Linked DNA regions of Homo sapiens: region 2 is linked to region 1. Evidence: chromatin contacts called from ENCODE Hi-C or POLR2A ChIA-PET data. All regions are on one chromosome and are shown on one strand. Each heading gives the region's core, a stretch centred on a gene start or an enhancer-like site at or near the end of the contact. The rest is flanking DNA. Distances are from core to core; before and after follow the strand shown.

Region 1 (3,127 bases), core at 185-2,684:
CGGGTTCAAGCGATTCTCCTGCCTCAGCCTCCCGAGTAGTTGGGATTACAGGCGCCTGCCACCACATCTGGCTAATTTTTGTATTTTTAGTAGAGATGGGGTTTCACTGTGTTGGCCAGGCTGGTCTCGAACTCCTGACCTCAGGTGATCCGCCTGCCTCGGCCTCCCAAAGTGCTGGGATTACAGGCGTGAGCCACCGCGCTCGGCCCTTTCTTGGGTCCTCGGATCCCTCTTGTACTGTGTTGAATGTTTGGGCTCTTCCGCTCTGTTTTCTAGTCAGTTGCACCCACCCGACTGAGCCCGTGGTACTGCAGTCTTGCTGTGGTGTCTCTGCAAGCAGCTCTGCACCCCAGCACCTGGCTCGGGGCCAGGCACTGAGAAGGCAGTCAGGCCCTGTGTGCTGAATTGAAGGAATGTGTTTGTGGCTTTCAGTGACTTCGCATCTCAGGCCTTACTCTCATCCTGCTTAGTAGCAGGGGAAAGCACTTTAGCTCCGCCAGTGCCCCCAGCTGGGATCAGATTCTGACGCCATCACCTACTAGCGGTGTGGGCTTGTGCAAATCACTCCAACTCTCTAAGCCTCAGGTTTTCCAGACTTAATTATCACCTCTGCCCTCAGAGTTCAAATTAGCACTCCATTGGATGATAAATAGGCTAAATAAGATAGTAAATAGAAAGCCCTTAACACAGCGCCTGGCACATACTGAATGTTCAATAAAAGGTGGCCCCCTGCAGGTTTATTTCACCACAAACTTTATTATATGAGCCAGCACGCTTCTGGGAAGGAAACCAGGAGCTAGTCATCCTTGGGCCTGAGCTGGGTGCTGTGGCATGCGCTTGTAATCCCAGCTACTCAGCAGGCTGAGTGGGAGGATCGCTTGAAGCCAGGAGTTCAAGACCAGCCTGAGCAACATAACAAGACCCCCATCTCAAAAAACAATAATTATATTAATAAATAATTAATAATATTTAGTATTAATATAGGATTAATAAGTAATTAGTAATACTATTTATTATTATTATGCCAAGATGACAAGTATAAACTAGGCAGAACCAGGCCAACCTGGACATCTGGTCACCCTGCTTATCCTCTACTCACTACCAGCCTTGTAGGCCAGGACTGGCAGATCTTCATCTCACAAACCCCCGCCCCACCTTCCTCCTGCCTCTTCCCAGCAGCGCCCTAGCTGAGCACCTCAGGGACTTCTCCTCCCGGGGCAGGGGCCCCCCAGAACCGCAGCCTGCCTGGAGCTGCGGAATGCTCTGAAACGGGGGAGATCGCAAGTTCCCGTTCCTGCCCCCACGTCCCTGCAGACCCTGGAGCCCTTCAGCGACCCCGGGAGCCTACCGTGAGGGCCGAGCGGGTGGCGCCGGGCTGCCCTGTCTTCCTCAGGAGCAGAGAGGAGTCTGGTGTGGCCTGTGGTCAGCTCAATCCAGCCCCAGCGCTGATCAAAGTTCCAGGCAGTGGTTCCTCCCCTCACGTGGCCCCAGCGTCCCAGAATGTCACCAGGGTCACAGGACGGGAGAGGGCCTTGGCAAGGCCTCTGAAGATTACAAAATGACCCTGAACTCCTCCCATGTACAGAGCCCTGCCGGGGCCAAAATCCCACCGAGGTTGCAGGGTTGGCACCTTCAGGACCCCGAGGACACTCAGAAAGCTCTAGAGATTCCCGCAGGCGGCTGGGTTGGTGAGGCCTGGGATGGGGTCCACGCTCACACCCATACCTGTGAGCAGAGGCAGAGGGACTGGGAGCCTGCCTTCAGCCTCAGGCCCCTGCTGGGCTCTCAGCGCCCGGAGGCATTTCAAGAGGGCTGTGGATTTGTTGTTTTGTCTTGTTGTGTTTGTTTGCTTGTTTAATGAATGAACTTTCTAAACCCTTCCTGAATTAGAAGGGGGAAAAGCTATAGGGAGATGAATTGGGGCCCAATATGGAGAGGAGCGCTCACACACTCAGGGCTGGCCGAGGACGAAAGATGCTGCTTTGGAAGGGAGGGATTTTCCCATCTCCGGAGGTGTGGAACCAGGGCTGCAAGACACACGGAGTGTGTGTGTGCTGAGTGCGTGCATCTGGGGGTGTGCATGTAAGTGGGTGTAAATGTGAGTGGCTGTAGGGGGTGTGTGGTGAGTGCATGTGTGGGGGTGTGTTGTGTGTGTAAGTGGGTGTATGTGTGAGTGGGTGTGTGCGCGCGTGGGTAGGGTGTGTGTGTGGTGAGTGCGTGTGTGGGTGCGTGTGTGGGTGTATGTGTGAGTGGGTGTAGGGGTGTGTGTGGTGAGTGCGTGTGTGGGGGTGTGGTATGTAAAGAGGGTGTATATGTGAGTGGGCGTGTGTATGTGAGTGTAGGAGTGTGTGTGGTGAGAGCACATGTGTGATGTGTGTGTAAGTGGGTGTATGTGTGAGTGGGTGTAAAGGTGTGTGTGGTGAGTGCGTGTGTAAGTGGGTGTAGGGGAGTGTTTGGTGAGTGCATGCGTGTGGGTGTGGGGTGTGTGTGTGTAAATGGGTATATGTGTGAATGGGTGTAGCGGTGTGTGTGGTGAGTGCGTGTGTAAGTGGGTGTATGTGTGAATGGGTATGTAAGTGGGTGTAGGGGAGTGTTTGGTGAGTGCGTGCGTGTGGGTGTGGGGGGTGTGAGTGGGTATATGTGTGAATGGGTGTAGGGGTGTGTGTGGTGAGTGCGTGTGTGTAGGTGTGCAGTGTGTGTAAGTGGGTGTATGTGTGAGTGGGTGTGTGTAAGTGGGTGTAGGGGTGTGTGTGGTATAAGTGGGTGTGTATATGCATGAGTATGTCTCGTGTGTGTAGAATGAGAGTGTGTGAGAAAATGTGTGGTAAGTGGGTGTGAGTGTGCAGTGAGTGGGTGTGTGGGTGTATGTGTGTGGTGAGTGGGTGTGTGTGTGCAGTGTGTGGGTGTGTGGTGTGTGTGGTGAATGGGTGGGTGTGCGTGTGTGCAGTAGGTGTGAGTGTGTTGGGGTATGTGTGTGTGTGGTGTGTGGTGAGTGGGTATGTGTGAGTGTGCACTGAGTGAGTGTGAGTGTGAGGATGTATGTGGGTGTGTGGTGAGAGCGTAGGAGTGGGTGTGTGGAGGCGAGCAGGGTGAAGGGGTGACCTGGACGAGCAGTCTAAGATCGTTT
Region 2 (3,353 bases), core at 391-2,890, 51 kb before region 1:
GCAGCTGAGAACAGATACAAATCCTCTCCTCCATCCAAACAGAAGACCATTTGTTCCTTCTCCGTTGGGGTGGGCACTGAGGAAGGCAGTTTGTTGCAGAGTGGAGCAGACAGCAAGCTGACTGCTGTCCCCAGATTGCCGCCCACACCTAACCAGGACTAGCCCTGGGAGCAAGGAGGGAAAATGTAGGACAGTGACCAACGGTGGCCCTGCGGATGGGTGAGCACACTCCTACTCCTTCACACAGCTCATACCAGGCACCAGATCCCAGTGATGCTGTGTCATCCACAGCACACCAGCGGTTACACCTGAGGTTCCCAAAGAAGTAATGGATTTGGCATTTTCTTTTTTTCTTTCTTTTTTCTTTTTTTTTTTTGAGACAGAGTCTCACTTTTGTTGCCCAGGCTGGAGTGCAATGGGACGATCTTGGCTCACAGTAACCTCTGCCTCCTGGGTTTAAGTGATTCTCCTGCCTCAGGCTCCCGAGTGGCTGGGATTACAGGCATGCGTCACCATGCCCAGCTAATTTTGTATTTTTAGTAGAGACGGGGTTTCTCCATGTTGGTCAAGCTGGTCTTGAACTCCTGACTTCTGGTGATCCACCCGCCTTGGCCTCCCAAAATGCTGGGATTACAGGCATGAGCCACCGCACCTGGCCGGATTTGGCATTTTCTTTTCTTTTTCTTTTTTTTTTTTTTTTTTTTTGAGACAGAGTCTTGCTCTGTTGCCCAGGCTGGAGTGCAGTGGTGCCATCTCGGCTCACTGCAAGCTCCGCCTCCCGGGTTCACGCCATTCTCCTGCCTCAGCCTCCCAAGTAGCTGGGACTACAGGCGCCCGCCACCACGCCCGGCTAATTTTTTGTATTTTTAGTAGAGACGGGGTTTCACCGTGTTAGCCAGGATGGTCTCGATCTCCTGACCTCGTGATCCGCCCGCCTCGGCCTCCCAAAGTGCCGGGATCACAGGCGGGAGCCGCCCGCCCGGCCGGATTTGGCATTTTCAAAGCACACTATCGTTTTCTTGCTGGATTGATGTCTGGCAAGCTTGCCTGATAACTGGCCTGGGTGTACTTCCTTCTTTGATTTGTATATATTTTAATCTTTTATTTACATGTCCTGCCTATTTTTTTCATAGTGACCGTGAATTAACTGGAACAGTTTTTTTAATTCTTAAAAAAAGAAACAGAACCCATTGAATAGTCTTAGAACTTAGATCTACCAGTGAGAGAAACTGCTAGTTGAGACTAAAATAGAGCTTTAAACTACCAAGAGATGTAGAGGCCCGGGGCGCTTGTGGGCAAGCACGTGTCAGCATGGGGAGGAAGAGGCACAGCCGCAGCCCAGGACCCATGCTGATGCCCTCACCACTTCCATCCTCTCAGATAAGATCATTTCACTCCTGAGAGAGGATCTTCCTTCTCCTAAAGCCTCCTAAACCTCACGGCCCACACCCAGTCTCTCCGACGTGAAGGGACGCTGTCCTAGGGGCGCCGGGGAGCCCAGTGCAGTCTTCCTGAGGCAAATGTGCCGCACAAGGTTTTCCCCATCTGGGATCGGGGAGCAACTGAAGGCCTGGCTGCTGGAATGCTCCTGAAACACATTAGGTGAGCAGGCCTCAGGCAAGGAGGGATGAGGCCCAGGACCGATGACGCAATCTTGGCCTCCGCTAGAGGGCTGGCTTGGGAAGGAGGTGGAAAGCTTCCATAATGAGATTCCCAGCCCGGCTCAGTCAAGCAGAGGCAGTGACTTTAGCCAAGGGCCTTGCTCTGGATGGAGCAGAATCCTACGGGCTGCTCTTGGAAGAACTGGTTTAATCTAGAGCAACACGGTCTCAAAATAAGGGTATTTGTGTACGGGAGGGATGCTTTGGGGGAGAGGAGAGAATATGTAAATATTTTTTGGTGGTGGTTTTAAAAGTCTGGGGAGAAATCTGCTAAATGAAAAACTTAACATACATTTAATATTCACGTGCATTGCATATAATAAAACAGTCCATTTTAAGTCTAAAGTTTTGCTTTTTAAAAACTCTGTGAAAGCTTCAAAATGAATTTTGTTCAACCTCCTCTCTTAACTCGACACTTAAATATTAACTGAACTGTTTCTGAACTCCGATTTTGAACTAGTTAAAAATCTTATTTCATTAGACATTTCTGAAGCCCATAAGATTTCTCCCCAGTGGGGTATGGCCCGCCTGCCCATTGCAGATGAACCAGTACGCTGGCATGTGAGCGGCCTCCACAGCTCATATGCGGCATGTATATAAAACCAGTGTTTAAGTCAACATCACTTTATTTTTTAAATGCTGGTTTTCAGTCTAATTCACAATTTTTTGGAAACTATAATATACTTGATGCTTTTACAGGCTCTCAACATTGATAATACTTGAATCATTGTGGGTGACCTTGGGCTTCTGGAGCTTTAAGGAACAAAGTTAAGTGACACATCCCGTTACAGAAAAAGGTATATTCTGTATATCCTATATTCTATATAACTATGGACTAGTCACCCTCCTTATTCTGATTAGCATTCAAAAGCATCACCACAATACCTCTCATACTCTTTTGACGCGGCATAGCACTGGATATATCTGTTCTGTTTCATTGTTGGACCTTTAGCAAACACTTACTGATTTCCTCCAACGTGCCACGTTCTGTGCTTTCTGTTCTTGAAGCCACATTCAGTAGAAGATACAAACATGGAACAAATAAAGATGGTATTATGTTGTTAAGTGTTAAATTAAAGAAATAAACAGAGAGCAAAAAGGAGGAAGGTACAAACTCTGCCCAGAAGAGGGAAGAGAAAGTAGGGAAGGCTTCCCTAAGGAGGAAGCATTGGGAATGGCTCCTTGCTTTTAGGGACCCTGTCTGGGACTGTAACCACAGCTTCCTGAATGGTCTCCAGCTCCCACACTTCAAGCAAGAGGATAAGTAAAGTTCTAACAGTGTGCTGGGGGACAGCCCTTACCACCACCACAGCCCGCCAGCCCACCCCCGCCAGGCCTGGAGCTCTTCAGCAGGAGTGGGGAATAGCCATTCTGATTAAAAGTGACAGCCAGACCTCTGCAAGATGTCAACAAGGACCCTCCAACAACTAGTAATAAAGGAACACATTCATTTACTAAGCACTGACATTTTGAAGGGTAAATTCTGGTGAACGACACCCACTCATCCCTCTGACTCCTACTCTTAGCTAATGACCCTGACAGTCAAGTTGCTTTTGTACCTGCTGTTCCTTCTGCCTAGAGCACCTTCCTCCTCTTTAAGGACAGGCAATATAGACACCAATTCATCCAGGAAGCCCTCCTGATAACCCCCAACTAAGGGAACGTCGACATCCACCACTTCATTCATTCAGC

The links. A loop is a pair of places that touch in the nucleus more often than their neighbours do. ChIA-PET counts read pairs that join two places held with the same protein, here RNA polymerase II (POLR2A). Pooled maps may share reads with other maps.
Region 2: POLR2A ChIA-PET joins it to region 1 with 28 read pairs in activated naive CD4-positive, alpha-beta T cell. The contact joins the enhancer-like site here to the promoter of CPN2 in region 1. A Hi-C loop is called at or near these places in 2 of 168 maps with a recorded cell type or tissue (MCF 10A and posterior vena cava) and 3 of 50 pooled maps. POLR2A ChIA-PET finds 5 or more read pairs at or near these places in 4 of 52 experiments (B cell, Caco-2, RWPE1 and 1 more).

What each region holds. Positions count from the first base shown.
Region 1 is chr3:194,349,894-194,353,020 of GRCh38, forward strand. CPN2 (carboxypeptidase N subunit 2) reads right to left here and starts at 1,435. Exons shown (of 2, transcript NM_001080513.4): 1 at 1,349-1,435. RefSeq lists an enhancer at 911-1,760.
Region 2 is chr3:194,298,930-194,302,282 of GRCh38, forward strand. It overlaps LINC00887 (long intergenic non-protein coding RNA 887), which reads right to left. Exons shown (of 3, transcript NR_024480.1): 3 at 2,270-3,353. Among named protein-coding and RNA genes, the nearest start is that of LINC00887, 12 kb to the right of the region's middle. Within about 2 kb of position 1,641, at least 14 of the 41 ENCODE cell types and tissues checked have a DNase peak (open chromatin) inside an H3K27ac peak, as active enhancers do.